Linked DNA regions of Homo sapiens: all the other regions are linked to region 3. Evidence: read pairs that join two places in POLR2A ChIA-PET (ENCODE). Cell type or tissue: MCF 10A. All regions are shown on one strand. Links, peaks and the distances in the headings refer to the core of each region. The heading gives the core; the rest is flanking DNA.

What was found. Peaks named below come from ENCODE experiments on the same cell type or tissue, not always from the same donor. Only the 100,000 strongest peaks of a DNase experiment are listed, where the experiment ranks them.
Region 1: POLR2A ChIA-PET joins it to region 3 with 5 read pairs; 14 of 35 experiments call an interaction of 5 or more read pairs at or near these places.
Region 2: POLR2A ChIA-PET joins it to region 3 with 5 read pairs; 4 of 35 experiments call an interaction of 5 or more read pairs at or near these places.

Annotation. Positions count from the first base shown.
Region 1 is chr5:38,450,861-38,461,205 of GRCh38, reverse strand. EGFLAM (EGF like, fibronectin type III and laminin G domains) reads right to left here. Exons shown (of 22, transcript NM_152403.4): 19 at 9,748-9,891; 20 at 2,812-2,895. The region is part of intron 1 of EGFLAM-AS5 (EGFLAM antisense RNA 5); the gene reads left to right. Among named protein-coding and RNA genes, the nearest start is that of EGFLAM-AS5, 12 kb to the left of the region's middle. In MCF 10A, for the core only: no CTCF peak of the experiment used is centred there; a DNase peak (open chromatin) is centred at 4,425.
Region 2 is chr5:38,611,161-38,621,505 of GRCh38, reverse strand. All of the region lies in intron 2 of LIFR-AS1 (LIFR antisense RNA 1), which reads right to left. Among named protein-coding and RNA genes, the nearest start is that of MIR3650, 59 kb to the right of the region's middle. In MCF 10A, for the core only: no CTCF peak of the experiment used is centred there; no DNase peak of the experiment used is centred there.
Region 3 is chr5:38,811,282-38,821,626 of GRCh38, reverse strand. All of the region lies in intron 1 of OSMR-DT (OSMR divergent transcript), which reads left to right. Among named protein-coding and RNA genes, the nearest start is that of OSMR-DT, 29 kb to the left of the region's middle. In MCF 10A, for the core only: no CTCF peak of the experiment used is centred there; a DNase peak (open chromatin) is centred at 5,146.

The sequences.
Region 1 (10,345 bases), core at 1,784-6,783, 360 kb after region 3:
GAGCTTCAGCATCCTCACCTAAGATGGGAATAGCTATGCCCATCTCCCGAGATTATTGTGGAGATCAGATGTTATGCGTACAAAGCACAGGGCATGATACCTGATACACATCTTGCTCTATAAAGACTGGTAGAGGAGTGTGTTGTTATTGTTATCAATATCATTATCATTTTTATCCATAAAATGAAGATTATAAAACCTAAGTTGCTGTGAATATTGAGACAAAGTATGAAAAGTACCTGGCAACTGGAGATGTTTAATAAACTGGAATTTATTTTCTCTTTTCTGCTGGGATTAATGCCTGCAAGAGCAGGATGCCCCAGAGCAAGACACTGTCCAAAGCAAGGCCCCCTGGGCAATCTCCTTTTCATTGACACTCCTATCTCTAACCCTGGAGCCTGCTACAGAGAATTAAGGTATCTGCTCAATCCTTCTTGCCATAATTGATATCCATGGCCTTGACCCAGTTCCCCCTGAGAACTCTTCCCTTCTAGGCCTGTCTGCTCACAACTCACAGTATCTGCTGGAATCCTCCCATTCATCTAGTTCCTGGGCTCGACTCCTTCTGTTCAGCCCTCATTGCAACCTAAGACCCACCAGCAGAGGTATCCATGATGCCAACAGGAAAAGCCAAGTCTGCTAAGCCATCTGCATGGTGCCCAGCTTGACACTCTGACATGTGAAATTCTTCCTGTAGAACATTCCACTGCCTTATCCCTCCCAAACATCTGAAATCCTAGCTTTGGGTGGGTTTCATCATGGGGTAGGATGGAAAGGGCTTTGAGCTGGGATTCTAATCTTGGCTTTTCCCACAAACAGTTGTATAGTCTAGGGGAAGATCATTTAACATCAGTTTCCTTAGATGTCTAGGAAGTGCCTGGTATCCTCACCAGAGTGTATCTTGATACACATAATCAAACCCCAACAACAACTGGGAAGGCTTAAAAATTATTCCACAATGTGTGAGTATTCTACCAATGATCTCCACCCAAGGAAACTGGGAGAAGGGTGTTGTTCCCTGATGTTCCCAGGGTGGGGATTTGTAGGGATCAAGTGTGGTTAGAGGTAAAGAGCTCAAGCATTTCATATTCCTTTGGATGTCTCTGGCCAAGCCCCTTTAAAGATGGGTAAGAGGCAGAAATGAAGAAGTTAGAAGCCATAGAGTTTGGAGTATTTTGGAGTTAGGCTGGGCTCTGAATTTTTAACTTGTAGTCTAGAAACTATTTGAAATCCAAGCATGTGGATATTCATGATGGGACAACATTTCTTTTTTCAGAAAGTTAGAGTTGAGACTTCATCAAAATCAACCTCTGTCTCAAGGGCTTTCTAGACCATCTGGGAAGCTGAGAGGCACAGATCTGCCTCTGTATCCCCATTTCCTCTAGGGTTTCAAAGGCAGGCCCAACAGCCAGGGTTGGGGGCCCAGCAGCCAGGGGTTGGGGGCCCAGCAGCCAGGGGTTGGGGGCCCAGCAAGTCTCTCCCCATTGCAGCCTATATGGGAGCTGAGTAGGAAAGTAGCCATGGTGGGCGCCATGTTTCCCAGGCCTCACTCATGACTTTACCCACTGGCTTCCCCAGAAAGGGTTATGATAAATTCTCAGGGAACCCCAACCAGACCTTCATTTCAGCTTATCTTCTCCTGGGACCTTCATCTAACTTGCGAGATTGACATTTCTAAGTTTCAGCCTGCTATTTCGTTTCTGAAAATATGTTGTTAGAAATATGGACAAAGGTATTAATAGTAAAACTATTATATAAAGAAGAGCAAAGGAATGATTCATCCAAAGTTAATCAGAAGTCAGGATGGTGATTACCTCTGTGATGGGGGAGATATGTAATTGGGGCTGAGTGAAATACAGTCAGGTTCTAAGGTTTAGGTAATGTGTAAAAAAAAAAAAAGTGGCCAGGTGCAGTGGCTCATGCCTGTAATCCCAACACTTTGGGAGGCCAAGGTGGGAGAATCACTTGAGGCCAGGAGGTTGAGACCAGCCCTGGCAACATAGCAAGGCAGATGGTGCACACCTGTGGTCCCAGCTACTCAAGAGGCTGAAGTGGGAGGACTGCCTGAGCCTGGGAGGTCAAGCGAGGCTGCACTGAGCCATGATGACACCACTGTACTCCAGCCTAGGTGACAGAGCGAGAACCTGTCTCAAAACAAAACAAACAAAAAAAAGCCAGAGGGAGGGGGGAGGATTGCCTGTACAATGAGATTTGAAAGTCTTTTTTTTTTTTTGAGATGGGGTCTCACTCTGTCACCCAGGCTGGAGTGCAATGGCATGATCCTGCTACCTCCACCTCCCAGGCTTAAGCGGTCCTCCCACCTCAGCCTCCCGAGTAGTTAGGATTACAGGCGTGTGCCACCACATCCAGCCAATTTTTGTATTTTTTGTAGAGACAGGGTTTCGCCATGTAACTCAGGCTGGTTTCAAACTCCTGAGCTCAGGTGATCCACCCACCTCGGCCTCCCCAAGTGCTGGTATTCCAGGTGTCAGCCACCATGCCCGGCCCAAACATTCTTTAAAGTCCACATACACTGAACTCTCAAGGTTCTTCCAGATCAGCCATCAAAAGGTTTCTTCTCCAGAAGGTTACTGCTTAATGAAGGTTTGGGGGTTCAGTTTCCCTGGCCTGATAGTGTCAATGTAGGGCACAGCGGGAATTGGTAGAAAATTCCCTGAATGCCCTGGATCAGGGGTAACTAGGATGCCAGGCAAAGTTGGGGAACAGGACAGTGGGACTACAAGGGAACTGGACACCACATCCCACCACTGCTCAGCTCTGGCTCTGCCTCATGCTGCGGGAGGGACTCACCTAACGGCCTTAACTCGGTGCCACCGACCATCGTTGAAGGAGCCATTCACCATGATGGATGCCACACCACTGCCCAGGTTATAGCTAAGGCATTGGAGAAGAAGAAGACAGAGAACAGAATAAAACACTGAGGCATAAGCAGACACGGTTCACAGACGATTCTCAGGGCAAAAGTTCTTTGCAACTCAGAGTGCAGTTTCCTTAACAAAAAACAAGAGTGTTATAAAAGTTGTTGGGTTTCTAGGCTGGTTCATGAAATTAAAAATTATTAAACTTTTAAATTATGGTAAAATATATGTAACATAACCATGGCCATCGTAACCATTTTTAAGCATACAGTGCCGCAGCATTAAGTACATATTCATATTGTTGGGCTGGCAATTTCCAAAACTCATCTTACAAAACAAAAGCATTGCATTAAATAATAACCCCTCATTCTTCCCTCCCCCCAGCCCCTGACAACCAGCCTTCTACCTTCTGACTCTGTGGATTTGATTCTTCTACATACCTCATATGAGTGGCATCATAGAGTATTTGTCTTTTTTGTGACTGTGACTGGCTTACTTCACTTAGCATAATGTTATCAAGATTGTTTTTTAATGCCCTCATGTAAGGCAACATCAGTACTAAAGTATCAGGAATAACAAGAAGGGCTTTATCATGTGTAATGTTTTATACTATGTTACGATGATGGTCTGCCCCCTCCCTCCACCCGCCAAATTCATGTCTACCCAGAGCCTCAGAATGTTACTTATTTGAAAATAGGGTCTTTGCAGATTCATTAGTTAAAATGAAGTCATACTGGATTAGGGCAGCCATGGATCCAATATAACTGGTATCTTTATGAGAAGAGATTTGGACATGGAGCCAGAGACACACAGAGACAGGGAAAGCCATGGGAAACTGGAGGCAGGGACTGGAATGGGGCATCTCCAAGCCAAGGAATGCCAAGGGCTGCCAGCCACCACCAGAACCTGGGGGACAGGCATGGAGCCGATTCTCCCTGAGACCCTCCAGAAGAAGCCAACCCTTGCACTGCATGGTGGATTTCTAGCCTTCAGAACTGTGAGAGAGCCCACTTCTATTGTTTTAAGCCACCTAATTTGTGGTCATGTATTATCAGAGCCCTAAGAAATGAATGCATCTGTTTTCACTTTTTAAAAAAAAATGAACATTGCAGAGTAGGGTGAGCCCCAGAGAGATTAAGGGAATTTGCCTAAAATCACAAACCTAATGTAGAACTTGAACTTGGTGTATCCTCTGCCCTTATCCATTTAACTCTGCTATCAGGTTTCTCTAGTGGCTTCCTATTTTCTATTTCAGTTCCCAGATACCCCGATACCATAAGGGTTTCAGAAAACATGAACATGTTGTTACCAGAGAGAAATATCCCCCTTAATCCAGTGTTCATTCAATTATTCTAATTAAATTTAATTCGACAAATATTTAGTGAGTGACTACTCTAGCCCGGGCACTGGGCCAACTGCCCAGACTTTCCCTGGATAATACAATAAAGCCTAGGCCATCAAGCTTTTGAAGGGAAGTATGTTCCACCTGGGATGACTCCCTCCTCATTTTGTAAGAGGACATATCTCTCCTTCACCTCATTGCCCAAGAGAGAGGGATGTCGAGAGAAAATCTGGATGAGTTAACAAGCACTGGCATGTACTCATTCTGAGAAAACAGCAAGAATAGAAAGTGCTTGGCTTTCTCCAGAGAAAGCACCATAGATCATTCCTTTAATAATGGAGGCTCGAAGAACTCACACAGCCCATTGACATTTAACCAAGAATAGGACTTGGGGTGACTTGACAAACCCTGGGACAAAGCTGCCACTCTGACCCTGAAAAGTCCACTGTTTTCTAATGAGTTTTCCCACATCAAGTACCTCCTTGTATAAAGCAGCCTGGTGGCGGAATTTTGAGATTTCATGATTTGGTGGCTAAATACTTCTTGAATGAATAGGAAGTAGGGCGAGTTGCTGGTGGGCAGAAACTTAGCTGAATTACTATCTATGGCCGTTCTGAGAGGCAGCGTGGGGTGATAGAAAGAGCACGGACACTCAGATTCAACGGACCTGCCTTGATCCCCAGACTCGCTAGTTAACAGCTCTGTGACCTTGGGCAACTTGCTTCATATTCTCATCTGTCAAACGGGGATAATAATCCCTTCCCTGAAGAATCCTAGGGAATGCTAAGTAACATGACATATGTAGGAAGCACTGCACATCGTAGGAGCCAAATGAAAAATCCCACCACTCCCAACAGAGGCAGCACTTAGTGCAGCTTGGATACGGGGTTGACAATGCACCCCAAGGGACTGGTAGGAAGGAGAAAGTTGCCACCAAGGCTTGAATATGTCACACCTCTTCTGAAGACTAGCCATGTGTGAAAGTAAGCCAACAAGCTGTCAATATATAACCAAAGCAGTCCGGAACACCCAGATCTCAGAATCAAGGTGATCTGGCTGTGTACGTGAAGGGAGGCTGGATTGGAACATGATTGTGGTGCAGTGAATGAAAACCTTTTCAGTTGTCTAAGAGCCCATCTAGACAAAGGGTGCCCTTCCTTCTGTTCTGCAGCCCGACAACTCTCCTGTTCAGGCCAAGAGCTAGAATGTGCTCTAGGGAGTCAACCGTGAACCTGGCAGACAGGAATCCAGCCATCACTGTGGGAGGGGGCAACTCAGTTGGCTTCTCCATGGCCCGATTCCCCAACCCTTCAATTCCATCTGATTTCAGACCCTCCAAAGAACCTCCCGCTTCCTCTGACGTGCTGATACTCACCCTGGAAAAGCTCCCTCGTGTATATAATCATAAATGACCAAGAAGAGTGGTTACCTTCACTGGGAGAAGAATGAGGGAGCATTTTTGGGTGGTGGACATGTTCTATATCTTGTTCTGGGTGACAGTGATTCAGTGTTTACATATTCTAAATGTATCAAGCTCTACACTGAACAGGTGTGCATGGCATGGAAGGTATGCCTCAGTATAAAAATGTAGAAACAAACAGATATAAGAATGTATGTCTAACTTCTCTACCCACGTCTTGGGAACCTGGTTGCCATGATGGGTTATTCTGAGCCACTCAGCTTGGTGTGCACTAGAGGCTGTGAGCCAGAGCACCAAGGTGGGCCACCCGGAAATACCTTCAGGTGAGGCCTTTTGGAAACCACTCGGCCACCTTCCTGCTTTCCTGTGGTGGCACTTTTAATCATGCCCCCTTTAAATTGTAGCACAAGGCACTTTGCTAATGTCAAGTCTCTTCCCCCTCTTCGTTGCATGAAGATGTGATGAGGTGAAACTAAGCGGGCAGTGTTCACTGTGAACAGTCAAGCAATGTTCACAAACCCCACCGGTGGTAGGTTTTATGCCCCACATACAATCACAAAACAAAATGAAACAAAACAAAAACAAAACAGAAAACAGAAAAACACACTCATTTTCACTGAGCACTTTGATTTCCTTATTTTTTCTGCTAAATCTTGCACCAAAACTATAAATATATATACATATATACATTTTTAGAATCCCATTGTTTTTCCCTATTCTCTGGCAGAAAGCCTTTGAGCACTAAATTAGCCAAAGAACCAGCTTTTAGGTAAAGAAAGTCATGAAAGTTGGGACTATATTTTATTATCTTAGGGTTCCTCTTCCATCTGCTTTGAGCCTGGATCAAACACTGAAACCTCAAGAACGATTTGTCTGCTCTGTAGAACAATTCACTCTCCAGACTGCACAGATCTGTGCCCCTTGGGCGCAGGGCCCGTGACTTATTAAAAATAACAATAACAATAATAAAAATAAGAACTACATTTTAATAATAACTACGTGTTCTCTCTCTGAGGTAAAGGCTTCTAAGACTCAGAAAATGCTTGAGCAAGGATCATAATTTTTCTTATCATTATCATTAATTAGCTACACCTGACCCCACACTGAACCCCTTACATGAATTCATTCATTTAATCTTTACAGCGAACCCTGTCGTTTTGCAAGGAGGGGACAGAGGCTGAGATTTAGGTAACTCATGAGCCCACGTGGGGGATCAGGCATGTGTGATTCCAAAGCCACTTCAGACCCTGTTTCTCAGGGCATGGGTCCCGGAAACACCCGGGTGCTTGTTTCTAATCAGACCCGGTGCCCACCACACCGCTGACATCTTCAAACCACTGGCCTACACTGGAATTCCTCTCTGTCCCCAGCCCGCCGGTACGCTTCCCTACATCAGCATCGGGGACATTGATGTGGTGGGATAACAGCCCAGATGGAGGAAGAACAGAGTGGCAGCAATGGGGCGGCTCCAGGACCAGAGCAGGCACAGAAGTCGACCTCGGCCTGGGTTCAGCAGTGTGTCTTACACAGATCACAATCAGAACTCCAGGATTGGAAGAAAAACAGAGGGCCAATTTTCAGAATCCTGAGAAAGAAATGGTAACAAGAAGTATGTTCAGGATAAAGCAGAGCTCTTTGAAGGATCCTAAGCAGGTGGGAGAGGGGAGGGGGCTCTCCAGGGCTGGGCATGGGAGCTGGTGGGAGCTGTTTCCCTACTGGAGTAGAATGGGTGGTGAATAGATTCAGCTGGCAGTTTAGGGGGAAGTTGGACCATCCCACCCACAGCTGAGCTTCTGTTTCGGTTCTCTTTTCTGGGCACAATCAAGTACTTGAGGCCTTGATGAGGTTAACCACAGGAAAACCATAAGAAAATGGCTTCAAGGCAGCCAGCCTGAAATAGGGTGTGAAGAGCTCCGTGTTCAACCTCTGGGCTAGCAATGGGTGGGAGGCTACGGAGGACAGGAAGGCAGAGATGGTGAGAAGCTGCCTCTCACCTGCCAGCATCCAGCCTCAACTACATATGAGTCTCCAAAGTCCCCAACAATCATAAGATGGAGTCACTTAGCATGCTCTGCTATTTAGGGAATAGCATAACATTGGACAAGTGACATTTCCTCTCAAAATGCCTTTTATTCAAACAGAAAGATTTCTGTTATCCTACTTGGGCTGTCAGTAATCTTAGCACAGGACCAACAGAAGCCCCAGAATTAAGTCTTCAGCTTCTCCACTGTTTAGTGATCCCTGCTTTGTCTATTTCAATTCAATTACTTTCATATCATTTAGCAAACACTTGAGCTAGTCATCAGAGGGTGAATTAAGAAGTAGAAGTCCAAGAAATGAGTTCCCCCATGGAACTCAAAGCTTTGAGGGTATCAGAATCGTCTGGGGAAGCGGTTACCACACGGATTGCTGGACCCCACCCCTAGAGTGTTTCTGGTTCAGTAGATCAGGTTGGGGCCTGAGAACGTGGATTTCTAACAAGTTCCCAGGTGATGCTGGGGCTGCTGGTCTGGGGACCACACTTGGAAAGCCACTGTCTAGATGAGCGATGTCTAACCTCATGTGAGGATGTGCCATGACAATCTCTAGAGAAGTGTTTTGATATTACACGAGACAGGCCCTGCCCCTTGGAAGCTCAGCTTTCACCCAATCTGGTAAGAAGAGTGGGGAGAACTCATTCAGGTAATTCTTTAACCACTTCATAGCTATGCATTTGACAAATTTGGAAACAGTCTAAATTCACTTAAAAGAGGGAAGAACTTCTGGCACTGCGTTATCGGTAACACCCAAGAAGTATTTACAAAACTCTCATGTTGGGTGGATCTATTGAGACATGAATCTGTGCTTTGTTCCTCTGGCAGCAGGAGACTTGAAAGCAGGGATTCTCCTTCCCACAGCTACACAGCTAACAGGGAGCAGAGTCAGAATTTAAAGTCAGGGCTCCTGGAGCTTAGGGTTTTAGACCTCCCTGAGCTGCTGAGTCTTAGGCTGAGTACTCACTTCTATGCTTGGCCTTTGTGCTTGGCAGTATCCAAGTCTTCTTTCTGCCCCTTCCTAATTTATGAGTAGGGAACATGCAGCAGTAACACACTAGAACAAGGGCACAGAATTGTTCCTCACAGGGCTAGACGGTCAATTCCTAAGGCTCTGCCATGCAGTTCCTATTGAAGCTACTCAAGTGTGCCATTGTAGCATGAACATGGCCACAGGCAATATATAAATGAGAGAGTACAAGCCAGGCACAGTGATTCATGCCTGTAATCCCAGCACTTTGGGAGGCCGAAGCGGGTGGATCACCTGAGGTCAGGGTTTGAGACCAGCCTGGCCAACATGGTGAAACCCCGTCTGTACAAAAAATACAAAAAGCCAGACATGGTGGCACGTGCTATAATCCCAGCTACTAGGGAGGCAGAGGTAAGAGAATCACTTGAACCCAGAAGGCAGAGGTTGCAGTGAGCCGAGATTGCGCCACTGCACTCTGGCCTGGGCGACAACAGCAAGACCCTGTCTCAAAAAAAAAAAAAAAAAGTCCTGTTGGAATACTGCTGTACTCTTTTTTTTTTTTTTTTTTTTGAGATGGAGTCTTGCTCTGTCACCCAGGCTGGAGTGCAGTAGCGCGATCTCAGCTCACTGCAACATCTGCCTCATGGGTTCAAGCCATTTTCCTGCCTCAGCCTCCCTAGTAGCTGGGATTACAGGTGCCTGCCACCACACCCGGCTAATTTTTGTATTTTTTAGTAGAGATGGGGTTTCTCCATGTTGCTCAGGCTGGTCTCAAACTCCTGATCTTAAATGATCTGCCCACCTCGGCCTCCCGAAGTGCTAGGATTACAGGCGTGAGCCACTGTGCCCGGCCCCAGCAAGACTTTATTTACAAAAAAGAGTGGTGGGTCAGATTTGGCCTGCAGGCCATAGTTTGCTGACTGCTGCTCTATAAGATGAATGTTGGAAAGAAAGACCAGGAGCTTCCAATAAGCCTTGAAGCTTCAGGCTTCAGCCAATTCCAGCAGACTGTGTTCTGGCTCCCTTCTGAATCACTCTGGCATGATCTGCAATGTCTGAGAAAATCGCAAGGTGCTGCTGAAGGCAGATGGAGAGGGGGTTACCTGAACACGAGGGCTCCATCCCGAAGGCCCAAGGAAATGAAGTCGCTGTTGGGTCTCATGGGGCTGTCTCCCCTCCACAGCAAAAGGCCATCCTTGGCAGTTGTTTTAAACCTCATGAACACATTTGATCTTGATCCTGACACCCTGGAGGAAATACACAAATAAGTCCACCAAATCAACCACCAACATCTGTTTCCGAGTAATTCCAGTTTTGTCTGCCAGCCCTGAGGAACCAGATGTAAGGATAGTCTGGCACTTTCTGACACTTACTTCATTACCACGAGTCGCACCACGGGTCTAAAGGTCTGGACTGCTCACTCAGCAGCAGTCTCTCTCCCCAAGCACTGTGAACCCCACCAGAGAGCATTTGCTGAGTGACAGATTAGCAAGACTATGGCCAATGTCACAGCTTAGGCTGCACCCCCATACACACCTCATTCTTTTCTCTTTCCTGTTTTACTACTCAGGGGCCCCATTCCCCAACAGAAAGTGTGTTTCCTAATTACCAAGAGGTTCAAATTGGCAGCCACTCTGGGCTAGGACCACGGCTGTGGATGGCCAGCTCTGGCCGGTGACTGTCCTTGGGGACAAGGTCTAG
Region 2 (10,345 bases), core at 3,430-8,429, 200 kb after region 3:
ACCACCCAAAAAGATAAGAGGTGATAGTGTTCAGCTTTCACACAAGGCCAGAAATAATGCCTATTCTCACAATATAGACTGAAAATCCCCATGATTCATAGGGAATTGGGTAGAATATACAGATAGGTCTTCCCTCAGAACTGGGAAATAATTAGCCCTAATTATTGAACCTTGAATACTGTTGACTTCTAACCTAACAAATCGTTTTTTTTTTAAATTTTATTATTATTGTACTTTAAGTTTTAGGGTACATGTGCACAACGTGCAGGTTTGTTACATATGTATACATGTACCATGTTGGTGTGCTGCACCCATTAACTCATCATTTAGCATTAGATATATCTCCTAATGCTATCCCTCCCCCCTCCCCCCACCCCACAACAGTCTCCGGTGTGTGATGTTCCCCTTCCTGTGTCCATGTGTTCTCATTGTTCAGTTCCCACCTATGAGTGAGAACATGCGGTGTTTGGTTTTTTGTCCTTGCAATAGTTTGCTGAGAATGATGGTTTCCAGTTTCATCCATGTCCCTACAAAGGACATGAACTCATCATTTTTTATGGGTGCATAGTATTCCATGGTGTACATGTGCCACATTTTCTTAATCCAGTCTATCGTTGTTGGACATTTAACCTAATACATCTTAAAAGCATATTCAAAAGGATCAAACTCTCTCCAAATTACTTAATTTAGTCCCAGAAAATGTCCTAAATTAAGTTCCTAAATTAGGAAAATGTCCTAAAAATTATCTTTATAGGAATACAAAAATACCCAGCATCCAACAAGGTAAAATTCACAATGTCTGTCATCCAATAAAAAAGTACTAAGAATCAGAAAAATATGAGCAGAAAAATCAGTCAAATGACTCAGGATTTTTCAGGCAGAAGAATCAACAGCAAAGGACATTAAAACAGTTATTATAACTTTATTTCATAGGTTCAAAAATTTAAGTAGCAAGATGGAAGCTATAACTGAGACCCAACTTGAACTTTAGAGATGAAAAGTCAAATGTCTGAGATTAATAAAAAATGCATTGGATTGGATTAAAAGATATTTAACTTAGATATTTTAGAAGAAAAGAATTATGAACTTGAAGACATAGCAAGAGAAATTACCCAAAATGAAGTTCAAAGAGAAGAGCAATTTTTTTAAAAAAAGGGGAACTTATGATCTGTGGGCTGTGAAAATTTCAAGTGGCCTAATATGTGTGTAATTGCAATTTGCAAAGAAGGGGTTCCCAAAGTAGTAGGCAGACTCTAAGATTACCTCCTAGTGATCTTGGCCTCCTAGTATTCATATTATTCTTTAGTTCCTGCCTTTTGAGTGCGGGCTGAATTTATTGACTCAATTCTAATGAAGAAAATACGGCAAAGGTGATGTTATATAACTTGTATTATACAATATATTACAAAAAGACTCTGGTTTCCATCTGGGGGCTTTCTCTCTCATTTTCTTTGAATCCGTTTTTTTGGAGGAAGCTAGATGCCATATTGTGAGGCAGTCGCATGGAGGGGTCCATGTGGTGAAGAACTGAGGCTGCCAACAAGCATGTGGGTGAGCTTTGAAATGGATCTTCTGAGGTCTGCCAGAAGCTACAAAAGTGAGTTTGTAAATGGATCTTGCCCCATTCAAACCTTGAGATACTACATCTCTGGCCAACACCTAGGTTGTAGCCTCATGAGAGACCCAAAGCCAGAGGCACCCAGCAAAGTTATATTCAGATTTCTGACCCACAGAAAGTGTGAAATAATAGGCCAAGTGCAGTGGCTCATCCCTATAATCCCAGCACTTTGGGAGGCCAAGGTGGGTGGATTACCTGAAGTCAGGAGTTCAAGACCAGACTGGCCAACATGGCGAAGCCCCATCTCTGCTAAAAATACAAAAATTAACCAGGCATGGTGGTGTGCATCTGTAATCCCAGCTACTTAGGAGGATGAGGCAGTAGAATTGCTTGAACCCAGAAGGCAGAGGTTGCAGTGAGCTGAGATTTTGCCACTATACTCCAGCCTGGGCAACAAAGCAAGAGACTCTGTCAAAAAAAAAAAAAAAAAAAAAAAAAAAAGAGACATAATACATGTGTATTGTTTTCAGTTGCTACATTTTGGAATAATTCGTTACACAGCAATAAATCACTAATAAAAATATGAAGAAAAATGGCCAGAAAGTTTCCAAATTTCATGAAAACTGTAAACCCACAGATCTAAGAAAATCAATGAACTCCAAGCATAATAATAATAATAATGAAAACCGCATTAAGACACATCATAATCAATTTACTCTAAACCAATGACAAAAAGAAAATCTTAAAAGCAGACAGTGAAAAAAGACACATTAACAAACATAAGAATGTCAGCATATTTCTTGTTAGAAAAAAATGTAAGCAAGAAGACAGTGGAACAACACCTCAAAGTTCTGAAAGATAAAAAATGTCAATAGCAAAATTATTTTTCTAAAATGAAGGTGAAATGAAGATTTTTTTCAGTCATGGAAAAGTGGAAGAATGCATCAACAGCAGATCAAAATTTGACCCAAGAAGCATCAATAAAAGCCGTTCAGGTAGAAGAAAAATAATACCAGCTGGAAATATGCATTAACATAAGGAGATGAAGAAAACTGCAAATGGTTACTACATAGACAAATATGTAAGTTATTTTTAGTGGTTAAATCATTTTGAAAGATAATTGATGATTTAAACAACAACAACAACAACATAACCTAACAGTGTAGTATAAGGTTTGTAACATGCAAAAGTAAAATGTATGACAACAATAGCACGAAGGACGGAAGAGGAGAATTGGACTAATGTAAGATTTCTATACTATTCATGAAGGGGCATTATATCTTTAATGTGGATTAGATAAGTTAAAGATGCAGATTATTAACCCTAAAGTGATTATTAAAATAACAAAGCAAAGAGTTTTGCTAATTGGCCAATGAAGGCAATAAATGCTCATAAAAAATAATCTAAAAGAAGGCAGAACAAGGGGGTGCAGGGGGAGCAAACAAAAAATGGGAAAAATAGAAAACAAATAGTAAGATGAATGATTTAAACTTAACCACATTAGTAATGAAATAAAATATAAATGGTATGAACATCTCAATTAAGAGGCAGAAATTGTCAGACTGTATAAAAAAGTAAGATTCAATGATATGTTGCCTACAAGAAACCCAGTCTAACTAGAAAGACCCAAATTGATTAAAAGTAAAAGAATGGAAAGATATACCATGCTAATACTAATCGAAAGAAAGCTGGACTGGCTATATTAATATCAGACAATGTAGATTTGGAGCAAAGAATATTACCTGGGACAAAGAGGTTTATTTCATAATGATGAAGGGGTCAATTCACCAGGAAGATATAACCATCATAAACTTCTAGGCACCTAATAAGCGAGCTTCAAAACACATGAAGCAAAAATTGCAGAAGTACAAGAAAAAATAGACAATCCCATAAATAGCTAGAGATTTCAGCATCTCTCTCTCAATAATTAATAGAACAAGTAGCCAGACGACTTTAAGAAGACTTTAACACTATTAACCAACCTGACCTAAATGACATTTATATACATTCTGCCTAACAACAGAAGAATACACATTTTTTCAAGTTCATACAGAATATTTACCTAAGTTAAACTACATTCTGGGTCATCAAACAAGTCTCAATAAATTGTACAGTCTATGACCTTAATGAATCAAATTAAAATTAAATATTAATGACAGAACATCTGTTGAAAATTCCCCCAAATTTTTGGATGTGATATAACACACATTTATATGACACATAGGTCAAAAAAGAAATCGAAAGTATTGGGAAGTATTTGGAAGTAAATAAGAATATAAAAAGAGCATACCAAATGTGAGACATATTGCTAAAGCAGTACTTAGAGGAATTTTTATAACACAAAAACACCTGTATTGGAAAAGAAGAAAAGTCTCAAACCCATAATCTCAGCTTTCACTTTGAAAAAAACAGAAAAACAAGAGCAAGTTAATTCACAGTCAGACTAACTTTGAAAAAGAACTGTTGGAGAACTAACTGATTTCCAGACGTATTATAAAGCCACAGTAATCAAGACAATGTAATATTGGTGTAAAAGTAGACAAATAGATCAATGGAACAGACTAGAAAATGAACTGAAGAGATGGAACTCCCATACACTGCTCCTAGGAATGAAAAATGGTACCACTTTGGAAAACAATCTGGCAGTTTCTTAAAGAGATAAACATGCACCTACCAGATAATTCAACAATTCCACCACTACATATTTACCAAAGAGAAGTATAAGCATAGGTCCATACAATAACTTGTACATAAATGCTCATAGCAGCTTTACCTGTCATAGGAAAAAGGTAGAAACAACTCAAATATCCTTCAACCATAGAATGGATAAACAAACTATAGCATATTCATACAATGGAATACTACACAGCAATAAGAAGAAATGACTATTGATAGAGGCAAACATAAATGAATTTCAAAATAATTTGTTGATTGAAAGAAACCAGACAAAATGAGTATGTACTATATTATTTTATTGATTAAAATTATAGAAAATGCAAAGTAGTGATAGAAAGTAGATACACGGATGGGAGTTGGTGGGCAGTGGGAAGGGGCAGAGGAAAGGATTACCAAAGGCACAAGAAAACTCTTGGGTGTAATGCGTAAGTGTTCATTATATTGATTGCAGTGACAGTTTTATGACTATATATCTATATATATATATAGAGAGAGAGACACACACACACACACACACACGTTGCAATTTACCAAATTATATACCTTAAACCAGTAGTTTACTGTATGTCAATTATACCTCAAGATAGCTGTTTAAAAGGAGATCAAATTCAGATGTAGACAAATAGGTCTACATCTTTAAAGAGATAAAATAATATTGTGAACCAAATTAATGCATCTGGATGGCAGGGCAAGTTTAATTCAGATTGTAAATTCTTCTTAGGCATCTTGAAACTGTGGGGAAACTGGGAAGAAGGAAGCCATATCAGGTTTATCACATATGTTACATTTGTGGTGTCTTTGAGATACAACTCTTGCATATTTTAGTACTGCTAGTGTCAGAAGAATCTATCTATGCTAGGAAGACTTCTGACTCTTTGAGTGTGGAAGTTATTAGGGGGAACATTCGTCAGTACATTCCATTTTTAGCTCAATTCTTGGGCTATGAACTGGTGCCAGATACCACATCTGGTTCTTTTAAGAGTTTCATTAGTGTCCCCTATGAGGTGAAGTTAAAACAGAAAAGAATTTTAATGAGATTCAAAATCATATTGGGTTCAGGAGTCTTGGCGTGATATTGAATGTGGCACCACTCCTGGAGGCAGCAAGGGGGGAAGATAAACTACAGGAGATCTGAGGCGCTGAAGAGATCTGAGGATCAGAGCTCCTTGGGTCTCCCTGAGGCCATGGGAGGGGAAATGCTACAAGAAAATAGAACCAACAGGCTGTGCCAGCTGGTTCACAGCAGTCAGGCAGAGGAGAGATACCCATACCCCAATCCCCATAAGCAGGAAATCACATCTCTATGGATAGGGACAGCCCCCATTCTTACTCTGCTGACTGTTCTTTCCCATAGGTAAAAGTCAGTGTAAATGCCTATTACTAAATACTCAGTGCCAGGCTGTGTACTAAACACTTTGACTGTCATAAATTCTTCACGCTGATCTTGTTAGGTAGTATATCAGTTACGGTGGCATTTGGCTGTATGTGGCTTAACTTAATAAGGTTTTTTTTTTTTTTTTTTTTTTTTGCTTTTCTCATATAACAAGGAATAGAGGAATGGGCAGTTCATTATGCCTGCAGCTGCTCAAGGAGCGATGTTTCCCAATCCTACCTGCTCCTTTACCCTTTGTATGTGTCTTCATTCCTCAACGACCGCTCCACCATTGGGTACTGAATCACATCCCAGGTAGAGGGACCCTGAAGAGCAAAAACATGGTCAGTTGAGTCAATCTCCATGGGAATAGCCCCATCCAATGACACCTGCCTATAGTTCATTTGCCAGAACCGGGTAAAACAGACCCCTACTGGAGTCTGGGAAATGAGTGTTTCTAACTGGAAATACCACTGAACTGGACAAAATCATTAGAAAGGAAGGAAAATAGCATAGCTACCGGGTAAGAAACTAGCAGCACCTTCAGATGATATTAACATCCCCATTTTAAAGATAAGAAGACTGATTCAGAGACATTAGCATAATTAGAAAGGAACAGAGATGAGATTTGAAACCAGCCAGCTGGCTCCAGGCTCTGTGCACTTTATCACTAAGCAGGAGTCAGGGGCTCTGAGTGTGATGTCCCTGTTGTGTCACTCTTATCAGTAGTGACATTCCACATAAACAGATATGAGAACAATATTCTGACTTCCTCTTCTGCAAGATTACAAAAAAAATGGTCTTCTAGTGATTTCTTTCCTCTAAGTAAGTCAGCAAATTGACCTTTATTCTATATATATATTTTTTTAATAAATTGATTTAAGATTTACCGGAATAAGCATTGGGCTTTGTTCACATATTGTGCCATTTGCTTAAGAAATGCAGGGTTTTCCTTACTCCTAGAATTAAGAACAAGATTTTAACTATCTCTTGGTCATAGAGGAAATCAAAGCTCATCAAAGTTACTGATCAGGCTGTGATATAACCTAGACCCCTGGTTTAGAACCAGACCTCTGTGTCCACTAAGCATCTCATGCATGCTGTTTCCATACTGATGGGGGGCTGTTTCTTTCTTTTCTTTTTCTTTTTGAGCTCAGTCTTTATTTCTTTTTCTTTTTGAGCTCGGTCTTTATTTCCCCACTCCCCTTCCCAGAGGAGTGCTAAGCAGGAAACAGCAGTCACCAGCCTCCAAGGAGCCTGGCCATTCAAAAGCTGGGAATAATTTGCCAAGGGGATAAAGAGGCTGACCAGGTCCCTCTTACCATAGAAGGACCAACTATAGAGCAATATAATTTGCAGGCTTGCTGTCTACTTTTATATAGAGTGGAATGGGTGAAAGAAAAGATGACAGTTTCCCTCTCCTCCCTTCTCAGGAAAGATACCAGAACCATGATCCTATAAACTCTCTTCTCAATGGGAGCTCTGAGTTTCATGTGCATAGATCAAAGTAGGCACCAAACCCGTTCCGCCAGTTTCAAGGGCCACTGAGTTGGCACAGGTGCATTATGGGCTTAACTCCAGTTCCTTGTCTTGATATAAGATCAGGTCTCCTTAGTGACAATCAATAATGCCAAGTCCACATGTTCTTTAAAAGTCACATATCTGTCATCTCTAGGATCCAGGAGTGTGCAGGTCCTACTGCCACCCTCTTTCCTAAAACATCGCACAGATTAAGAACACCTCTATACTGAAGCTCATTTATGAGCATGTGTGGATATGTCAGTACTTAAATAAATAAATTTACTTTTATATCAAAGGATCCTTAATTATGCTTTATAGATGCATGTAAACAAACAAGCATGAGTGAAAAAGATGACAGTGTCCAAGTGACTCTGAAGACGGTTGGCAAAGTACCAAAATATTCCAATCCCTTATTAGATTTATTTTGCCTCGGTTTCTACCCTGGGTGTCCCAGAGCTCAAATTAGCCAGATAAGTGGCAAATCTCCCTTGACTTGGTATCTACTAGGGAACAACATTAAATTAGCATTTGATTGAGCTTGGTCTTGAATTTCAGGATTTCCTTTCATCTACTGAAGAGGTCATGTGGAAGAGCGCTACAATTTGGGCTGAGGCGACATTTCTCTTCTCTGGTTTGGTTTGTTTGGATATTTTTGGCAGCGAACACTTGCATTTGTTTGCATGTTTATAGAGAGTCCTTTATTTTACCCTGTGTGAACCTGACATTTCACCTTTAATATAAATAAGTTGCAAATAAAGCAGTAGTCATTTAACCCTGAGCCAACCAGAGTAACTAAATATAAAAGCTGAGCATCTAGAAGCTTCCAAATGTGTCTGCTTTTGTTGGAATGACAACCTCCCTGCAGCAGCACAGGGATAAATGGTTCAAAGAAATAGTAAAAGACAATGGTGTTTTTAATTTCCTATTCACTGCCTCAATTGTCGTTCACAACGGCAATCAAACCATGTTGACATCTTGGCTCTGTTAAATGATCTTAATGACAGACGCCCAAATGTTCCTGGTTCTAACCATTACTTGGGCAATGACTTTGGGTCCCTTCCCTCTCTGTCCTCTTCCTCCTCCACTTCAGTGCACACAAACATACTACCTATATGTCTTTGTGCAAATAGCTTAACCTTTTTGAGAGTTCTGCTCATCCATGAAATGTTGATATTTCTCTCCCATAGTTGTTTTGAAAATAACATGAATTGTGAATGTGTTTTTGCACTGTGTCCAGCATATAGTACATGCCCAATAATGTGAGCACCCTTCTAAGATTTTTGCTGTCTTCAGGGCTGACTTCACAGATGTGTGACTCAACAGGGTTTCATGCTTCCCAGGGTCTCACTCATGGCTTTATGCTCTGCTGTCATTACCAAAAATTCTTAACATTTTTTTCAACAATAGGTCCACATTTTTATTTTGTAGTGGACCCTCCAAATTATGCAGCTGTTCTGCCTCTCTTTTTTTACTCTTTCTCCCCTTTTTCAAACTTTTTGGGTCTACCAGATGTTCTCTTGGTTGGCTAGGTCATTCAGCCCGTTGCCCACAAGGTGTTCTGCTGGTCAGAGTGGTGCCCATGGCAAAACTCCATGTTCCTAGCCTTGACCTCGATGTTATCCATGTACTGCCCAGGGTTTCACCATGCTTCTGGTTAAGGTGCATGTGTATTGGTCAAGATGTAGCTTTGAACAATGAAAGCTTTTCTGAAAAGAATATGACTGCCCACTTGACCCAACACAGATATAGTATAGTGATCCCAACAGCAGCCAAAATGCAAACTTAGGGACACCAGGCCATTGGTGGGTTTTGCTTCCATGCTCTATTCCCTAGTTTGCCCCATCAGGAGCAAAACCAGGTTTTGTGAGGCCGGAGCCTATGTAATTTAGAGGCCTTCTTTAGAAGTATAACATTACAAATATACCATTAACTGAAGTTTTAATGTAATGTGTTACCATAGTTTACTTAAAGGAAGGAAAAAGTCCCAGCTTTATTCTAAACAAATCAGCACTGTTATTTGTGATACTTATCAGGTAGGTATCATTCAGTAGGTATCCAATAAATGTTGATTGATTTTATTAAATATCAACTGGAAATTCTGAATACTTTTATCTGATGTGACTGTTTATATCCCCAACTAAATTATATATATATATATATATATATATATTTTTTTTTTTTTTTTTTTTTTTTTTTTCTGAGAGAGTTTCACTCTTGTTGCCCACACTGGAGTGCAATGGTACGATCCCGGCTCACTGCAACCTCCACCTCCTGGGTTCAAGCAGTTCTCCTGCCTCAGCCTCCTGAGTAGCTGGGATTACAGGAGGGCACCACCACGCTGGGCTAATTTTGTATTTTTTTAGTAGAGATGGAGTTTCACCATGTTGGTCAGACTGGTCTCGAACTCCTGACCTCAAGTGATCCGCCCACCTCAGCCTCCCGAAGTGCTGGGATTACAGGCATGAGCCACCGTGCCCGGCCTAAATTATAATTTTTATAGTAAAACCTTAGGGATATAATTGCTAATTCTTTGAATTCTCCATAGCACTACCTTATTTCTTTAGCAGAGTGCTCAGTAAATGTTAATTTATATATATATCATATATATTATATATGTTGTTATATATTATATAAACACATATATGTTAATTTATATATACATAACATATATGTTAATTTTTATATATACATATGTGTGTGTGTATGTTATATATGTGCATATATACCATATTTTACATATAACGTGTTCCTACACTATATGCCAGGACAGAAAACCAGGCATTTCATTTGATTGAGGGTTGTCAAACCAATAATCTGCCTTCCTACTAATTCCTAAACATGGAGGCGATCTTATATATCACCTGGTGATGCCTTTACTTTACTGATGAAGAAGCAGCCCAGCAAAGTTAATTGACTTTATAAAGCAGTTCTATGGCCTGAACCAGAACTCAGGCTTCTCACTTGGGGTCCAGTGATTATTTTGCTACAGAATGCTAAGTGTGTGGCTAAAGAATGGGGGAAAAAAAAGAGAAATTAGATATAGTTTGCTTAAGTTATAGAGAATTTAACAAGATTCTTTAGCATTAAAAGTATTTTTGTTTTATCAGTTTCATCAGTAAGGTAGGGTAATCATTTCAAGGTTAATGCTAGATTAATTTGCCTTGTAAAAACTTCATTGTATTGAAATGGGGAGGAAATGTACAGAATTAGAGTGGTCA
Region 3 (10,345 bases), core at 2,255-7,254:
ATATAGGTGTACAGATGTATATAGTATGTATATATACATGCATGTGTACATGTATACATTGTATACAGTTTACATGTATGTATATATGTACACATGTATTCCAGTGCGTGTATATATACACATAATATATACATATATGTATATTCATATACACGCATATGCATACATATGTATATTCATATACACGCATATGCATACATATGTATATTCATATACACGCATATGCATACATATGTATATTCATATACACGCATATGCATACATATGTATATTCATATACACGCATATGCATACATATGTATATTCATATACACGCATATGCATACATATGTATATTCATATACACGCATATGCATACATATATGTATATTCATATACACGCATATGCATACATATATGTATATTCATATACACGCATATGCATACATATATGTATATTCATATACACGCATATGCATACATATATGTATATTCATATACACGCATATGCATACATATATGTGTATTCATATGTACACATGCATACATATATGTGTATTCATATGTACAATGCATGCATATGTGTATTCATATGTACACATGCATGCATATGTGTATATTCATATGTACACATGCATGCATATGTGTATTCACAAGTACACATGCATGCATATGTGTATTCACATGTACACATGTATACATAAGTGTATTCACATGTACACATGTATACATATGTGTATTCATATACATATGTATACATGTGTATATTCATATATACATATGTATACATATATGTGTATATTCATATATACATATGTATACATATGTGTGTATATTCATATATACATATGTATACATATGTGTATATTCATATATACATAGGTATACATATATGTGTATATTCATATATGCATAGGTATACATATGTGTATATTCATATATACATATGTATACATATATACACACATATACATATACATACACACAACTTTTCTTTAACCATTTGTCTATTGATGAACACAGTTTGTTTCTCTATCTTGGCTACTGGGAATAACGCTTCAATGAACATGGCAGTGCAGATATATCTGAGATACTGATTTCATTTCCTTTGGATATATGCACAGAAGTGGGATTGCTAAATCATTCAGTAGTTCTATTTTTAGTTTTTGGAGGAAACTCCATACTGTTTTCCATAATGGTTGTGCCGATTTACAATTGTACCCTTTTCTTCACATCCTCACCAACACTTAATTATTTTTTGATTTTGTGATAATAGCCATCCTAGTAGGTTTGCGGTCTTATCTCATTGTGGTTTTGATTTGCAGTTCCCTGATGACTAGTGATGTTGAGCACCTTTTCATATACCTGTTGGCAATCTGTATGTCTTCTTTGGAAAAATGTCTTTTCAGGTCCTTTGCTCTATTTTTAATCACGTTATGAGTTGCATGAGTTCCTTATGCATTTTGGATATTAAGCCCCTATCAGATATATGGTTTGCTGTGCAGGAATTTTTTAGTTTGATGTAGTGCTACTTATTTGTGTTTGACTTTGTTGCCTGTGCTTTTGGTGTCATACCCCCAAAAATTATTGGCAAGCCCAGTGTCAAAAACTTTTCTTCTCTCTTTTCTTCCAGGATTTTTATAGTATCAGGACTTGTATTTAAGTCTTCAATCCACTTTGAGTTGATTTTTGTATATGGTGTGAAATAAGAGTCCATTTTCATCCTATGGCAAGTAAATATCCAGTTTTCACAACACCGTTTACTGAAGAGACCATCCTTTCCCCAATGTGTGTTCTTGGCACCTTTGTTGAAAATGAATGGACTAAATTCATAACTTGGCCTCTGGGCTCTCTATTCTGTCCCACTGGTCTCTGTGTCTGTTTTTATGGCAGTACCATACTGTTTTGACTACTATAGCTTTGTAATAAAATTACAGATGCCTTACCATTCCATGTCATTTCCTTCTGCTCTGTCCACACCATTTTGAATAATTTATTCCTTAAACTCCTTTCAGATTACCAAAGTATTTCCTAATAATTGGTTGTATGTGCATTAAATATCTCTAGAAGGAAACACAAAAAAACAAGTAATCATTTTCTATGAGCTAGGAAACTGGGTGGGGAAAAAAACTTTTCATTGTATACTTTTACAATTCTTATTTTTGAATAATGTGGATGCATTAGCTATATATGTGCATGCATAATATATATACAAATATACATAAATGTGTATGTAGATATATAAATAAATAAAATGCAGTAATATCTAATATAACTATTTTTCTGTATATTTACTCTAACATGAAAACTTTTTTTTAATTTAACTTTTATTTTACATTCAGAGGTACATGTGCAGGTTTGTTATATAAGTAAACTTGTGCCATGGGGGTTTGTTGTACAGATTATTTCATCACCCAGGTTTAAGCCTAGTACCTATTGGTTATTTTTCCTGATCCTCTCCCTCCTCCCACCTTCCATCCTCCCATAGGCCCCAGTGTATGTTGTTCCCCTCTATGTGTCCATGTGTTCTCATCACTGAGCTCCCACCTGTAAGTGAGAACATGCTGTCTTTTTTTTGGCAGGGGGGAGGGGCAGTGAGACAGAGTCTCGCTCTGTCACCCAGGCTGAAGTGCAGTGGCATGATCTCAGCTCACTGCATCCTCCGCCTCCTGAGCTCAGATGATCTTCCCACCTCAGCCTCCCGAGTAGCTGGGATTACAGGCATGTGCCACCATGCCTGTCTAATTTTTGTGTTTTTAGTAAAGACAGGGTTTCACCATGTTGGCCAAGCTGAGAACATGCGGTCTTTGGTTTTTGGTTCTTGCACTGGTTTGCTAAGAATAATGGTCTCCAGCTCCATCCATGTTCCTACAGAGAACGTGATATCATTCTTTTTTATAGCTGCATGGTATTCCATAACATGAAAACTTTTACTGTGGCACATCTTTAGACTTTTGTACTTTTTATAGGATTACTTCTGTATTTTAGGAGGAGATTTGGAATTCCTCATTAGTATCTACATAATAAAGTATAGTTTTTCTGGGAATAAAACTATTTGAAACTAGACATCTAAAATTAAATCATGAAGTAAAAGTGAACTCAGCTTTAAAAAATAATTGAAAAGTTAAGTTGCCTTTAAAAAGTAATTCCTCATATTACCTAAATTGATACTTAGCTATATTGTGTGAAGATATTTCTAGACCAAGGACATCTTTAACCTGTGAATTAAAGTCTCTATTCATGGCTTTTTTTTTTTTCTTTAACTATGGAGACCTTAGGAGCTAGAGAGATACAATAAAAGGAAGAAGAGTTTTTTTTTTTAATGACATCTGCTTAAAGGAGGAGAAGTCATTAGATCTATTATCTTCCTACATCAACCAACTATAAAGGTAAAATAAACTATTTTTCAGATAAACAAGATCTCAAAAAATTTACTTACCATGCACCCTTTCCAAGGAAAGTACTGATAGATGGGCTCCACCAGAACAAGGAAGTAAACCAAGAAAGAGTGAAACAAGAGATTCAATGCAAGAAAGATGTAAAGGAAGTCTCTAAATTAATGGGAAAGGAGATTCCAAGAAAACAGTAGGCAATCCTAGGTATCGATCATCCAATTAATGTGGTCCAGAAGGTTCTAGAAGAGACATCTTCCAAAAAGTAAAAGTGATAGTGTACTTAATTTGTTTGAATGTATAAAGAGGAGATTTACAGGGGGAGTGTTTGGAAATTAGTGATAAATACATAGAAAACTAAGCAAATGGAAAAACAAGTCAGACATTCACTTTAGGGAAAGAAAATGTAAGGGGAAAAGCAATCATATTCTATTATATTACTGAGCTTTCTTTGTCACTTATGTATTGTCATAATAACATGTTTACTGGGCACTGATTCTAAGTTTACTGGGATGGTGGGTAGATGGGAATTGTTCTCTCTCTCTCTCTCAATCCCTGTATGTGTGTATGTGTAAGAGAGCAATATGTTCAGTTTCCATAGAGGTAAGTTGATGGTAATGCTAAAACAGAAAAATTTTTAAAAAGTAGCAATATAAACATTTTTTCCAGGGATACGCAAATAATATATCAGAGGAGCTGAAACTAATTGCCTCTGGAAAACTGGTAATGAGAGCAAAAAGAAAGGCTGCTCTTTCTCATAAAATCTATAGAGTTATTTGACTCTTGTCATAGGCCGATTCTCTGGAAAGTAGATTCTGAGATGGATCCAAGAGTTTTATTGGGGAGTATTCTTGGCATCAAGGAAGAGACTGGAATGAAGAACAAGGGAGCCTGTTCTTTATAGGTCAGCTCCTTTGGGGAGGTGGCAGGGTGGACGGTGGATCTAAGAGCAAATAGCATATTCATCACATGGAATGTGTTTGTGCTCATGTCATAGAAGTTGGAGAACAGAACCTTCAGCTCTTTTAACTTGGTTTCTTAAAAAATAACATGTTATTGTCATACACATGTCTTAATTCAGTGGTTGTTCTACACTCAAGATGCCTTCCATAGAAACCTGCCTTCCAAAAAAAGGAGGTATGTGGGTAACACAAAAAAGATCTGGGTATTCTTGCATGTCAGAGTTTGGGAAGCACTCTGTTAAATCCATTGTCACTCAGATTTATTTGTCCATAGACCCATTTTCAAATCACATGATGCTATCCTAAGGAATACACTAATAAACTCATTTAATTATTGTTGAGCTTTCTTCAAGAATGCAATCCCCAATGTTGTCATTGTTCTTAGAAGGAAACATAACTGTCTTTAGGAGGAAGATTCCAAGAATTGGTTGGTTGTGGTGAAAACAGAGTCTGCCTATACATGCCTGGGTGAGCATTGAAAAATGGAAACAAAACAAACAAAACACACCTCAGGCAAAAGAGGAGAACCAGGGGAAAGAATAAAAATAGGGGTGAGGAGTGGAGCTGTTTTGAACCAGGTTTGAAAAATGCAGTAAGCATCAAGGGGAGTCATAAGAGCACAAATGGGAAGCCATTTTTTTTGCTTGTTTTTAAATAAAAGTTTAGAGGAGGGGAAGGCTTTCTCCCCAGGAGGCTGGGTGGAGGAAAAGGATCTGATTAAGGAAGAGGTGGGTTGGATTCCAGGAAAGGCAGGCAACTACACTGAGGTTCAGGTGAATGAGATCATTTAGTTTCAACCTAAACTGGCTGTGTCTGGAGCAGCCAGACGTCAGGAGCCTGGGATCTGCCAGGGAATCTGCAAAAACAGGAGCAAACCAGCCTGGGGGGAAAGGAATGGAAAGTGCAGGGCATGACTTAAGTGTTAGGTTTGATCAGTCAAGATCAGTGACTCTCAGTGTGTCTGTGATTGTGTCTGTGATTTTTCCACCTGTGTTTAATCTGTTGTGTAAAACTTCCCCAGGCTGGGCTAGCTTTATTCTCTGAAACGGAGACTGTAATAAATGTCTTCCCCATTGCAGAGGTCTGAGATAAAGAACAGTAAATTAAATTTATTAAGGAGGTAGGAGATACCAATGAAAAGATTGGAGATTAAGGAAATAGAAAACAGATATACTGTAGAAAGTATCAATATAGTAAAAATTTGATACTTTGAAAATATGAAAAAAAAACCTGACAAACTCCTGGCTGGGGGGAGGTTTGGGAAAACAGAGTGGTCTTTTGATTCTAAGATGACCCTCTAGAGAATAAAAAAAAAAATGTGTGCACATCTTTATCTTTGGTCTTATAAGAGTGGGTGAAGGAAGTGAACTGGGTGAACATGAAATTACTTGTAATTGAGTAAGCCTGGGAAAATTTCACTAAGAGAGCTAATGGTGGATGTGAGGATAATCTTTACAGGTTCTAAGCATTTTTCTCTTCTGAAACTGTGTGTGTGTATGTGTGTGTGTGTGTGTGTGTGTGTGTGTGTGTGTGGTCAGAGGAGGGGAGGGGGGGCAGGTGGTTGTTTAAAATATTAAATAGGTACAGCTGGGTGTGGTGGCTCACGCCTGTAATCCTAGCACTTGGGAGGCCGAGGCAGGCAGATCACCTGAGGTCAGGAGTTCAAGACCATCCTGGCTAACATGGTGAAACCCTGTCTCTACTAAAAATACAAAAAATTAGCCAGGCATGATGGCACACGCCTGTTGTCCCAGCTACTCTGGAGGCTGAGGCAGGAGAATGGTGTGAACCCAGGAGGTGGAGCTTGCAGTGAGCCAAGATCGTGCCACTGTACTCCAGCCTGGGTGACAGAGTGAGACTGTCTCAAAAAAAAGAAAAAAATTAAATAGATACTAAAAAACATTAAAATATATATGTAGGGTAACAAAATTATTGTGATAAAAGCCAATAAGTGGTTGCCAGGGCTTAGGGCTGGGAGGAGGGTAGGACTCTCAAGAGGAAGGAAATTGTTTCTTAGTGTTAATGGATCAGCTCTGTATTCTGATTGTGATGGCAATTACAGGAATCTATACATGCAATAAAATGTCAAAGAGCTACATACACACTCTCAAAAATTGTATATGTAAAAACTAGTGAAATCTGAATAAAGCCTGCCATTTAGTTCAATGTCAGTTTCCTGGTGTTGTGAATTGAACTTGTCTTATGCAAGATTATATCATTGGAGGAAGCTGGATGAAGGGCTCATAGGAACTCATTGAACTCAAATTTCTATTTGAAATTTCTATATGAGTATGAAATTATTTCAAAATAAAGAGCTTAAAACACTTGCGGGGGGGGGGGTGTTAAATAATAAGAGTACGACAGGTGTTCATTACCAACCACCCACTTGAAGAGTGCATTACCATTACTTTAGAAAGCTTTAAAGCACTCTTTCCCAACCTCTTCCCTCTCCCTCTCCCATCAGAGACAACTACTAACTAGATTTTTGTATTCATTATCTCTTTGCTTTTCTCTATAGTTTTAACTTCATGTATTTATATCCTCCTAAATGTATTTAGTTTTGTGTGTTTTGAATGCTATGTAAATTGAGTCATTCTGCATATATTCTTCCACCAGTTGCTTTTTAACTTAACATTTCCTTTCTAAATCTCATCTGTGTAGCTTTTTTTTTGAGATGGAGTCTCGCTCTGTTGCCCAGGCTAGAGTGCAGCAGCACAATCTCAGCTCACTGCAACCTCTGCCTCCCGAGTTCAAGCAATTCTCCCTGCCTCAGCCTCCCAAGTAGCTGGGATTACAGGTGCCCACCAGCATTCCTGGCTAATTTTTGTATTTTTAGTAGAGAGGGGGTTTCACCATGTTGGTCAGGCTGGTCTTGAACTCCTGACCTCAGGTGATCTGTTCGCCTTGGCCTCCCAAAGTGCTGGGATTACAGGCATGGGCCACCACACCCAGCCATCTGTAGCTTTTTTATTTCTTCATTGATGTATTCATTGTGAATACACCACAATTTATTCCATTGTTAATCAACATTTGGTCTGTTTTCAGTTTTTTTTTTTCTCCAATTACAAACAGTGCTGGTATAAACATTCTTTTCCATGCCTCCTAGTAAACAGTGCAAGAATTCCTCTAGGGAATATACCTAGGGGTGAAATTTCTGGGTCAGAGAGTTCAGCTACTTTTTGTATTTACTAAATGATGCCAACTTATTTTCCAAAGTGGTGTAACTACTGCTGCACATTCTCAGTCACATCGGGTATTGTCAGGATTCTTACTTCTTGTGTGTGTGGTAAATATAAAATGGCATCTGATCACTGCTGTTCTAATTTCTCCCCAATTTCTAGTAAGATTGAGCATTTTCCATGTATTTGTTGCCATTTCTTTCTCTTCTGTGAAACACACATGTAACATTTCTGCTCATTCATCAGTTGGATTGTTCATTTTTTTCTTACAGGTTTATAGAGTTCTTTGTATATTCTGGGGCTTAATTCTCTATGTTATGAGTACCTTCTCCCAGTTTCTGACACTTATTTTTTTACTTTCATTACAGTGTCTTTTATTTTTATTTTTTATTTTTTGAGATAGGCTCTCACTCTTGCCCAGGCTGGAGTGCAGTAGCACGATTATGGCTCACTGCAGCCTTGACCTACCAGGCTCAAGCGATCCTCACACCTCAGCCTCCCAAGCAGCTGGGACTACAGGTGTGTACTACCATGCCCAGCTGATTTTTAATTTTTTGTAGAGACGGCATCCTACTGTTTCCCAGGTTGGTCATTACAGTGCATTTTAAGGAACGTAAATTCTTAATTTTAATGTGGTTGATCTCATTTTAAGAATCATTCTATTTATAATATACATATTTAGAAAGTCTTTATAAACTAGGAAGCTATAAAATTATCAATGTATATTAATTTTTGATAAGTTTTGTAATTTTGCTTTTCAAATTTAAGTCTTTAGTACACCAGAAATTGGCTTTTTGTGTGATATAAGAGGTCCAATTTTATTTTTTTAACACATGAGTAATATGTTTTCCCCATAACCACATATTGAAATAATTAATATTTCCTCCAAGTGTCTGCAATGCCAGCTCTAGGAAAAAAAAATTTCTATGCATGTGTGTTATGTTTCTGGATTCTATATTCTGTTGCCCTGGTCCATCTATATGATTTATCCCAATACCACACTATCTTAATTGCTATAGCCCTAGAACAATTGTAATATCTGGAGGACAAGATCTCCTGTAGGGTTCTTCTTTTTGAGTGTCATGTCTTTTCTTGGTCCTTGGCTCTTTCATATTCATTTTGGGATTAGTTGCCAGGGTTCCTGAGAAGCTCATGGAAATTTCTATTAGGATTATATTAAATACATAAAGTCATGTGCCTCCAAGTGTATGTGCTTATATACCTGATAACATTTTGCAGCCAAGTAGATCATATGTAGAACATTATAATTCATCAGATCATTGTGGCATATCAGAGGCAGGGGGTTGGTTTGGCATGGAGTTGCATGAAGTTGGTGCTTCTTTCCCAGCTCCAGTACATCAAAATTTAACAACAATATGGAAAGAGAGTTTATGCTCAAATTGCCATGAACAGAGTTTTCACCTACAAAGGGTTGTTCCAAAATCAGAAGATGTCAGGAATTGCTATTACTATTACATGAGTACAGTGAATTGCTGTTGCAATTCCAGTGAAGTTTGTATTTCTGGTGTGCTTTGTACAAAACATTGCAATCAGACCTGAAAGCAAATGCTATAGAATACAGCAGTCAAAAAAGTCTTTGGTCTTTAGTATGGCTATCCATGTCTTCTTATCCATAAAGAATTTGTAATAATTTTTCAGAACAAAGACTCTTGATCCAATTCAGATGAGAATGTGTGATTATACAAATATGGGTGCAGGATGAACATAAAAAATAGGAAGAATGTAGACTACTCTGCTCTCAGATCAAATTAATATTCCTTTTTTTGCAGTTTAATTAGGCATAAATAAAAAGCCACGTGAAGCCTGGAGATACTGGACATAGCAGATTTGTCAAGCCATTTTTCCCACCACCAGTGCCTGAGCACGACCTCATTTGTCTTGGTCAATGAAGCTCAAGGAAGCATTGCACTTTGGCTTCCGCTTTAAGTTTTGTATGTTGATATGTATCCCATGTCTTCTAACAATAAAGTGCTATTTCACTGACATTAATCACTGTCAAAGGCTTTCTGGTAAATTCTTTAGGCACTCGCCTTGCGGGAAAAGGCATCGGTTTGCCATACCCTAAGAAATGGGCTGTTCATAATGTTGTGTTGTAACTTGATTCTTGTGAGGCATTGGTTGAATAGAATAATAGACCAGAGTCAATGACGATACACAGTGGCTAGCCCTTCAAAGATGGCTCCAAAAATTAATTCTTGTTTTTATTTGCCTACAGTGTCAGTTCAATTGACTAATAATATGACTCTTGGTCATATTAATATGATTAAGAAAAGGTACCACTTTTCAAATAGTCTAGGTGTTTAGTCTAGGTGTTTAATCTAAAATTACATAAGAGTTTCTTGCTGTTTGGGGGTATAGGGTAGCCAGGCAGGATCCTTGCACTTAAGAAACTTAAAATGTAATACATGAAAAAGCAAGTGAACAAAAAAAACCTTGATTATCAATTGGTCAACTGCATTAATTGAGCATCCATTTGAGATAGAGCAGTGGTCTTCAAACTTTTTTGAATGCTTTTCTCCTAAAAGAATTTTTTTTATTATTATTATACTTTAAGCTCTAGGGTACATGTGCACCACATGCAGGTTTGTTACATGTGTATACATGTGCCATGTTGGTGTGCTGCACCTCCTAAAAGAATTTTTAAAAGCTGGACACCTGCTCCTATTTCTGCTGCCAATGTGAAGGTATCAAAAAGAAATTGCCATTGGGGGCTGCTACGCAGGCACAATACGCTATGCTAATTAACGAAGACCGCTTCAGGTAGGATCAAAAAACATGGCTGGTTTATTAGGATGCGAGAAAACTCGGGTTT